2 separate regions of the Homo sapiens genome follow, and region 1 is linked to region 2. A link is an interaction called in ENCODE POLR2A ChIA-PET data of the cell type or tissue named here. Cell type or tissue: Panc1. All regions are shown on one strand. Region 1 has its middle 84 kb from the start of NUAK1. Region 2 overlaps NUAK1 (NUAK family kinase 1).

What was found. Peaks named below come from ENCODE experiments on the same cell type or tissue, not always from the same donor. Only the 100,000 strongest peaks of a DNase experiment are listed, where the experiment ranks them.
Region 1: POLR2A ChIA-PET joins it to region 2 with 5 read pairs; 3 of 35 experiments call an interaction of 5 or more read pairs at or near these places.

Annotation. Positions count from the first base shown.
Region 1 is chr12:106,052,211-106,057,210 of GRCh38, forward strand. No RefSeq gene overlaps it. Among named protein-coding and RNA genes, the nearest start is that of NUAK1, 84 kb to the right of the region's middle. In Panc1, no CTCF peak of the experiment used is centred here; no DNase peak of the experiment used is centred here; H3K27ac peaks cover 51 bases.
Region 2 is chr12:106,104,058-106,109,057 of GRCh38, forward strand. NUAK1 (NUAK family kinase 1) reads right to left here. Exons shown (of 7, transcript NM_014840.3): 2 at 2,348-2,468. Among named protein-coding and RNA genes, the nearest start is that of NUAK1, 32 kb to the right of the region's middle. RefSeq lists enhancers at 2,820-3,565, 3,566-4,309, 4,310-5,000. In Panc1, a CTCF peak has its summit at 4,672 (motif pointing right); no DNase peak of the experiment used is centred here; H3K4me3 peaks cover 215 bases; H3K27ac peaks cover 4,154 bases.

The sequences.
Region 1 (5,000 bases), 52 kb before region 2:
ATGTCCCTTTGTATCTGACCCTTATCCAGATACTGAAATTGAACCACCATAATGAGCCAAGTATCATATTCCAAAAAATCTGCCAGACATTCCTGCCGTTTCAGCTTTATTGAATTACTATGTAGTGCAGCCTTAGAAATATAAATCATGGAGAAGCAGGAAATGCATTTATTTCATTAACCCATCTAGACTTCGTTGAATGTCTGCTAGTGCCTCTCTTAAAAATAGCCTTAGAGTCTTACCCCGCAAATATGTTTGAATTCTGTTTACCAGCAGCAGTAAACCTGACGATAGACTATTGTTTAATTCCTATTTCTCCTCAAAAGCACTTTCACTCCCATTTAGTTGGCTGCATGTTGTACAGAGCTTTAAAGAAGAACATCCTTGTGTCCTTTGTCATTTCTTGGTCTTCCACGAAGTAGCTGGCCAGACTTGCTTTTTTGCTCCCATTCCAATCAACCAGCCACAAAGAGGAAGAAATAGTTCCTGAGGTTGGCAACAGTTATCTGGATGCATGCAAAAAGCCCAAATCACCTTGGACACCAAACTTGGTGCTCTGTGAAGGAGTTGCACAGGAAAATGCTGAACTGATAGAACCAGTAATGAAGACAGAGATGATTTGGTCATAGCAAGCAGCTTTGCAAGCTTAGATGGCAGAGCAGAATTAGGACCAGAAGCTCTGGAGTTAGATGGCCTGGGTTCAAATTCAGACCATAGCACTTATCAGCTGGGCAACTTGAGCCAGTGAATTTCCTTCTTCCAATTTCCATTTCATCAACAGTACTAATGTTTACCTCCAAGGGCTATTGAGAGGTGGCTTCAAGAAAAACAAATGAGTGGGCAGGGGGGACCTGTAACCTACAAAGCATCACTCAACTTTGTTATTATTATGACACTCAGACCAAAGAAGACAAGGGACATATATGTCTCAGCTTGAGACAAAATTTCAGAGTTTATCCTTGCCACATTTCCTGTGAGAATTCCTTTGCTTTCTCATCCTGTCCCATTTCCCAAGGGGCCTATGTTGTTCTCCATGATTACTCTTAATTAACACTTAATAAGTCTCTCCTGAAACATTAATAGCTGGCCAAGCCTTAGCTGACAATGGCTTAATGTATGATACCTCCCAGGGATGTTGGCATTTATTTTAATTTGAAAGGAGACCCTAACTTCTCTCCTAACCACCCAGAAACTCCACTAGGGTCCAGGGAGACATCCCTAAAATGTCACCATCTGGGCCTTTCCCACATGATCATATTGAAAGTTTGGGAGAGAGTAAAAGAATGAAGAGGAAGAAAGCAAAGGAAAACCCACTGGGAGCTACATTTCCCTCCCAAAACAACAACAAAAACCTAGTGCCTGGTACACAGTAGGTTTTCCATTAATAATCTTAAATGGAGGAATAAATGATAGAGTTAATGAACCAGCAAACAAATAAATGAAGAACTGCCCCATAATTTCTCCATTCACTCACAAGGAAGAAAATAAATAAAAGCTAACTTTGGCAGGGCACCTCTGAGAAGTCACCAACTATAACAGCAAACTCCCTGCCTAATCCTTCTTACTGGAATTGTAGCACTAAGAATAGCCAGTTTGCTTTTTACTGACTGGGTTCTTACCTGCCTTCTTTCTGGAATGTGGTCCAAAAAAGGGAAGAATGGGATCTTGATCATGATGAAGGGCACAGGCTATGAAGTCTATCATATTTGGATTTTAGACCCAGTTCTGCTAACATCTATTTGTAATTGGGCAAAAGACTTAATCTCAACTTTTGCTTCTACCCATGAAGGAGAAACTCCTATGGGATACACCCTGACCCACTGAAAACACAATCTACAAAGAGAACAAAATATATTCAAGAAGTGTTTTCAGACATTAAACAACAAGTAACACAGGACCATAATCACCAATAAAAGCAAAAACTAAAGTAAACCAGGCAATTGCACCATCTTAACCTGGAATTAATTTCTGGACTGAATCACCAGGAAGATGAACCCAAACAGAGCAAGTCACAGAGATCAGGGAGGCCAGGGTAGATAGGTTTGGAAAGCACAGAGTACTGGAGTAAAGGGAACTATACAAAGAAAGAGCTCCAGAAATTTGCATAGGGGCACTCTGGATCTTTAGCTAAACACTAATCTCCACATGCAAATGAGGCTGGGCAAAGAATATTAACAGAAAAAAAAAAAAAAAATCACTGGAGAGCTGCAAGCCAAACAATTCTCAGAGCTCACCCAGGGCTGAAAATGTTCAAATTCCCACCAGCCAGAACACAGAGACATTGCTAAATACACAGGAAATTTAGTAACACTACGGAAGCTTTATGCCTTAATAGTGGGACTAAATAAGCCCTTCAGTAAAGGGATTAAATTAACCATTTAAAAATATCAAAATTGAGCCTCAAAAGAATCAAGCTGAATTGCATCCAAGTCACTCGACCCACCAATACAAAGCATAACATTCTTCAAAGGGATATAACAAAATCCAGCAATAACCAATATAAAATACACAATGCCCAGCCTCCAATTAAAAAATTAGTAATTATGATGAGAGAATATGATTTGTAAAAGAAGAAAAATCAATCAATAGAAACATCTATACATTGTAAAGATGAATGAGTTATCAACAAAGGACTTTAAAACCTTTCAGGTATGCAAGCTCAAGTATTTAAAGAAAAACATGAGTATAATGAAAGAATATATATATAAAGGAACATATATATACACTATATATGTAGTGTGTGCACATATAGATAGATCTATCCATAGTGTATATAGTGTGTGTGTGTGACACACACCATACACACACACACGCCAAATGGCACTTTCAGAAATGAAAGAATTTCAAGAGGAGCCACAAAGAAAAAGAAAAAGACTGAAAAATATAAACAGAGACTCACTGAGCTGTAGGACAATATCAAACGGTATAACATATACGTTGCTGGAGTTCCAGAAGGAGAAAGATGAACAGAAAAAATATTGAATTTATAATGACAATTTTAAAATCTAAATTTTTTATGACATCTATAAACTTACAGATGCAAGAAGGTCAATGAGCTCAAGGAAAGATAAACACATAGAAAACCATACCAAGAGAAATCACAATCAATTGCTAAAGAAATAAGTAATAAACGAAAAATATGCAAAGTTGCACAGAAAAACAGACATGATAAACCCAGAGAACAAAGAGAAAAATTATCTCAGATGTCTCAACAGAAACTATGCAAACCGGAAGACAGGGGACTGATATCTTTGAGGGATAAAGACGTAAAATGTCATGTAAATTTTGCTAACTGGAAAAAATATCTTTCAAACTTAGAGTTGAAATAAAGATTTTTTTTCAGACAAACAAAAGCTGAGAGAAGTCACTAATTGATCTTCACAAGAAGACATATTCATGGAAGTTCTTCATGAGGAAGAAAACTGATACCAGAGGGAGACTTGGAACACAAAAGAGTGAAAACACAGCAACCATAAGATTATAAGTAAATATGAAAAGAAGAAATCAACATGGAAATCTGAAAATATTTTGAAGCAAATGAAAATGAAAACACACCATGTCAATATTTGTGGGATGCTTCAGCAATTATTAGACAAAACCATACAGCTTTCGGTGCCTATACTTGAATAGAAGAAAGGATAAAAAATAATGACATTAAACCTTTCCACAAAGGAAATTCCAGGTCCAAATACCTTCACTGGTATACTAAATCAAATATTTAATGAAGAAATAATGCCAATTGTACACAAACAGTTACAGACAATAGAAAGGACGACAAGATTTTCAAACACCGTTTAAGGTCACCATTGCCCTGATGACAAAACCAAAGACATTAAAGAGAGAGAGAGAGAAACTATAAACCAATGTCTTGCATGAAAAGAACATCTTTTACAAAATATCAGCAAAACAAATTTGGCAATATATTTAAAGAACAATACAACATGAAGTGAAAATTATCCCAGGAAGGCAAGGTTGGTTTAATATTCAAAATTCATTCAATACAATCACCATATTAACATAGTAAAGAAGAAAAAACATAATTATCCTAATAAACTTAAGAAAAATATTTAACAAATTTCTTTACCCATTTATAACTTTAAAGAAATCTCTCAGCAAACTAGGAATGTAAAGAAACTTCTGGCCAGGCACAGTGGCTCATGCCTGTAATCCCAGCATTTTGGGAGGCCAAGAGGTGGGTGGATCACCTGAGGTCAGGAGTTCGAGATCAGCCTGGCCAACATGGTGAAACCCCATCTCTACTAAAAATACAAAAATTAGCTGGGCATATTGGTGGGCCCGTGTAATCCCAGCTGCTTGGGAGGCTGAGGCAGGAGAATTGTTTGACCCCGGGAGGTGGAGGTTGCAGTGAGCCAAGATCTCACCACTGCACTCCAGCCTGGGCGACAGAGCCAGACTCCATTTCGAAAAGAAAAGAAACTTCCTCGACTTGGTAGAAGACATTTATAACTAACATTATACATAATCGTGAAAGACTTAATATTTCTCACTAAATTCAGAATGAGGAAAGACATTTGCTCAGTCTATGTCTATTCAACATGATACTGGATATCCTAGCACTAGGTGTGTTTTGTTGTATTGTAATGAGGCGAGGAAAAGAAATACAAACATACAAATTAAAAAGGAAGAAGTAGAACAGATTTTATACACAGAGAACCTAAAATGGAAAATCCACCCACATGGAAAATTCTACTAGATCTTTAAAAACAACTAGTAGGTAGGACTACTAAGTGAATTTAGCCAATTCATAAAATTCAACTATATTTCTATATACTAGCCACAAAAAAACTTGGAAAATAAATTTGTAAAGAATTCCATTTATAATAGTTCAAAAGTATAACATACATAGGAATAAATTTAACAAAAACAGTGTAATTCCTGCGTACTGAAAATAAAAATTAGTGCTGAGAGAAATAAAAGAAGGCCTAAATAAATACATACACTCTGTCCATGAGTTGGGAGACTTAGTATTGTTAACATGT
Region 2 (5,000 bases):
GTATTGCTTCTTTTTTTTTTTTTTTTAAGACAGGGTCTCACTTGGTTGCCCAGGCTGGAAAGCAATGGCACAATCTTGGCTCACTGCAACCTGTGCCTCCTAGGTTCAAGCTATTCTCCTGCCTCAGCCTTCCAAATAGCTGGGATTACAGGCACATGCCACCACAACCAGGTAATTTTTGTATTTTTAGGAGAGATGGGGTTTCACCATGTTGGCCGGGCTGGTCTCAAACTCCTGACCTCAAGTGATCCTCTTGCCATGGCCTCTCAAAGTGCTGGGATTACAGGCGTGAGCCATCATGTCCAGCCTGTATTGCTTCTTGAGTGTGGGATCTATGTTGCTTCTTGAGTGTGGGGTCCATATCACATTCAGCTTTCAAATTTCTAACTTCACTGAACAGAGTGCTTAACACGAAGTAGACACTCCACTCAGTAGACTAGTGGTTCTCAAATTTGTTGAAACACAGATTGCTGAGCCCCACCCAGAGAGTTTCAGATTCAGCAGGTCCTGGGTGAAGCCTGAGAATCTGTATTTCTAATAATCTCAAGTGATGCTCATGCCACTAGCCCAGGCACTTTGAGAAGCACTGTAAGAGGTGTTTGTGATGTAAATAAAAGATAGAATGGATAAAAATTTCCCTTAAAAATCCTATCACCAAGGGCTCCAAAAATGAGCCTTCAAATGACCAGGATAAAAGAAATATATTACCAACATTTACTTCTAGATAAGAGGCAAAAATAGAAGCAGCAGAAAAAAAGAATGGCAAAAAAAGATCAGGGAACCAGATGAAAAACGAAAACTATCAGAAAAACTTTAGGGACACCACTGGTTGGTTTCCTTTTAGCCCAACCTGATAACTTCTTATAATCTGACCACGAATTAAAAATAAGTTCATTTTTCTTTTTTTTTTTTTTTAAACAGAGTCTCACTCTGTCACCCAGGCTGGAATGCAGTGGCACGATCTCAGCTCACTGCAACCTCCGTCTCCCTAGCTCAAGTGATTCACGTGCCTCAGCCTCCTGAGTAGCTGGGACTACAGGCATGCGCCACCACACCTGACTACTTTTTGTATTTTTAGTAGAGACGGGTTTCACCATGTTGGCCAGGCTGGTCTCGAACTCCTGACTTCAAGCCACCTGCCCACCTCAGCCTCCCAAGGTGCCAGTATCACAGGCATAAGCCACTGCACCCAGCAATAAGTTCATTTTTCAGCCACATATTTTTAAATATTCTAGGGAAACACTCTGACTCAGTAAAACCAAAATTGGGAAATTTTCATAAGAAAATAATCAGAAATGAATGTCAAAATGATGCACAAGGAGAGTTGTGAAGCCCTGTTTATAATAACCAGAAATTTGGAACAACTTAAGTGTTTGGCAAAAGAAATTAGATTCAATAAATTATGGTATGTCCATAAACAGAATGCTATAAAACCTTTTCAAATGTCCTTACAGGGGAATATTTATTGATACAGAAAAGATGCACGAGACAACAAATGAAAAAAGAATCAAGCTAAAAAACAGTTTAAATAGCATGATCTAACTGGACAAAAACCACAAATAGATACAGAGAAATAGATAAATATAGAGATATGGATAGAGAGCTATTTATCAAATTGGGAGTTAGAACAGAAATTATTTTTTAATTTTAACATTTCGATTTCAATCATTTCTACAATAAACACATACTGCTGTGTAATTTATTTACAGGGTCTTAAAACATAAATGATAGTCTGTGGGCGGTTTATTCTCTCCATTTCTTCTCATGAAGGACCAAGGAGTTGAACTGAAGCCTGAGCGTCTGTATAAGCTTTTCCCCATGCTGCTCTTTTTTGCAAACACCAACACAATTTGGGCTCCATTTATAAGGCATCTGCTGCACCAACCCTCTTTCTTGGTGCTTACTGGACCTGCTCAGGGTTAATTTCTAACTCAAAGAACCTAACTTGGAGTAACTCCGTACCACCAGCAAAGCGACTGGCTTTGGGGAATGACATTTACAATGTATCCACTGTTATTTGGTCACCCAGCAAACTGTCATTTTTCAGAAACCAGGGCTGTCTCACAAACTGGCTTTCAATAAGGTGGGTTGCTTAGCAACTGCCAAGGAATTAAGAAGACAGAATAAGGTATCCGCCAGAGATATTTTATGACCAAAATGAGCTGCACTCATGTGTCTGGTTGTGTTCAAGGTAACCAAGTAAGAGATAACACCCGACTATTTTTGCATCATGAGGAAAAATACTTGGCTTCTGCCCAGAAGGGCAATTATCTCAAAGTCTTGGCAGGCCCCATGGTATGAGAAATGGTAACTGATATGGGGGTTAAAAAAAAAAAAAATCACTGACCTTCATAAATACTGATGATATGAGGATGGTTGAGAGATGACATGATCTCAATCTCTCGTCTGATGTGAACCATGTCTTGTTCATCCTTAATTTTGTCCTTACGAATGGATTTTATAGCAACCTATAAAGTCAGGAAATGAAATGTTATTCAGAGAGCTAAACAGATGCAAATCAGCCATTGGGGGAGTTTGGAAAATAAATACAGATGTTACTTGTTGGCAGAACTGACAATAACCAAAACAAAGCTTGGAAATGCCCCCTTGTCATGTCTTTCATACACAGCAAAAACACCCTTCTCCTGGCAACAGAAAACATCAGGTTTGACAGCCTGGGATTTGTGATGGTGGTTTTGTTTTTGTTTTTGTTTTGTTTTGTTTTTGTTTTTTCATAAAGCAGAGGCTGCTTAACATGGCCAGAGTCGTTTACTCGAAGAACCCTGATGCTTTGAAAAAAGAAAAAAAGGCAAGTTCAGTTTACAGGGTACTGATGATTAAACATGGTTAGGTGAAATTGGTACCACTCAGTTCCACTGTGCAGCTGCCACAGCAGTGGCTATAAAAAATCATTACTGCCTGGCCAACCTCGAGGCCAGCTCTGCCTCAAGCCTCGGCTTTTAAGACTCCAGGCTATGCTGTGTTTACGCAAGGGCTCAGAAGCGAATTCCTTCCTACATCCTTCCTCTTGCCCAAGCCACCTTCAATAGCACATGGTATGACCAGAGGGCTCTTCTGGAGACAAATCAGGGTAAAACAAAGGTAGTGACAGCTCATCTCCCTGCCCGGCCCCTGTCAATTCCCAAAGCTCAGTGCCAATGTTGCAAATGCAAACTGCAGAGACCTGCCAGGGCCAACACATGGAGCAATTACTCAAAAGAAACACACCGAGAAAAAGGCAATGAATGACAATAGGAACCTAATAAGGAAAAGTGTGTTCGCCAATGGATTCATCTTTGCTCATAAACAAGCTGGTCAGTAACTTAATCAGATTGGCTCTAAGGGGGCCAAAAACTACTTCAGGAAGGGAGTATCCACGGGTAACAAAGAAGCCCACCAATCAATTTGCTGCCGGATCAGAAAGCCTGCCTAGTTCCCTTCCAGGCTGGTCCTCTTGTGACCTCAACTCTCACCTGTGGAGGTCAGGTAAACTTTCCTAGGGGAAAGGCAGCTAAACCATCCTTCTGGATTATAAAGGCATACAGTCATCTGGAGCAAAGAAAGTCCTCATTATCAGCAGCCCACGGCCACACCTTGCCTATCACACAGTCAACCCCAGCCAGCCTCAGCAGGAATATATTCACTTTTAGGAGCACGTGCTACTTCTGACTTGTACCAGCTCTCCACCAAGCACTACAAACAAAAACATTTCTAAAATGCATCAGTCCATCTATGACTCAACAAGAACTGGGTAGCTGTTATGACTGTTTTTGCTATGTATTGACCTCCCAAAAGACAGGTTATGTCTGACTAGCAGCTCCTGGGATTTCTCCTTTGCAGTCCTTACCCCAGTTGTGATTAAATCAGCATTTGTGTCTTTACTTGACTCTACACTGGTAGGGATCTTATTCACTGCTTTATTTAACTTCCAGTCCTTAACACCATGCTTGGCATACGGTAGACCCGGGAAAACATTTAGTGTAGGCAGGTAGGCAGGTAGATAAAAAACGAAGGAAAGATGAAGGGAAGGAGGAAAGGAGGGAAGCTAGAGGGAGGGGAGGGTTGCTGTTATTAATTGATGCAAGCTCAGACCAGAGAGGTGGTAGCAGAACTGGGGAAAAAAAAAGGGGGAACCACCCCAGTTAAATAATACTGCCACGACAAGCATAATAGTAAGAAGATTAAGAATTCCTTTAACATCTATCTACACAGGCAATAGAGGAATAGCTAAACAAATATAAAACACAGGGGGCCCTGCTGTAAACCCAGGGGCAGGCTCCACCTCCCTTCGACCCTGGGTGGACCCATGGCTGGATAGAAGGAGGCTGCATGGAGATGAATGAGCCTTCCAGCTTAAAGGCCCCTTTTCAGCAGAGAGCCAGACTCAGAGCTACCCCAAGTCCTCACCACAGCCCCATTCAGTATAGGGCAAGAAAAACTTCCCTTCACTTACGTCAAATGTAAAGATATGACTGGATGGCTTTATTTTATCTGAGGAAGGGCTGTAATCCTGGGACCTTGTTCTGGGAGGAAGCAGACAGTGAACACACACAGGCTGTGGAGGGTGTGGGTGGCTGCTGGAACAACTCCTACATTCCTCCATAAACTAAAGATGGCCGAGGGTAGAAACCACCCCTTTGATTATGCAGCAAGCTGAACTTGGCCTCAAGGAGGCTCTATTGTCAAGTTACAATAGGCATAAATTCTTCACCATGCAGGGTCAGAGGAGGGTAGCAACATTCTAAAGGGTAAAAAAATAGGCCCACTTGCTGATTCCCCCTAACAGTCCAGCGAGGCGGAGGGTCCCATGGTGCAATCGCCAGGGGATGCTTTCAGCTGGGTGTGAAAAGGAAAGTGCCCACATTCTCATCAAGCCTTGCTCAGCACTGAGGAAACTAAAAGGGCTCCATAAATGTTAATAAGCATAGTGGCTGTCTCTCCACAAAAATTTTCCCTTTTCCTACAATGATTTTTCCACTGAAAATGTAAAAGAGGGTGCA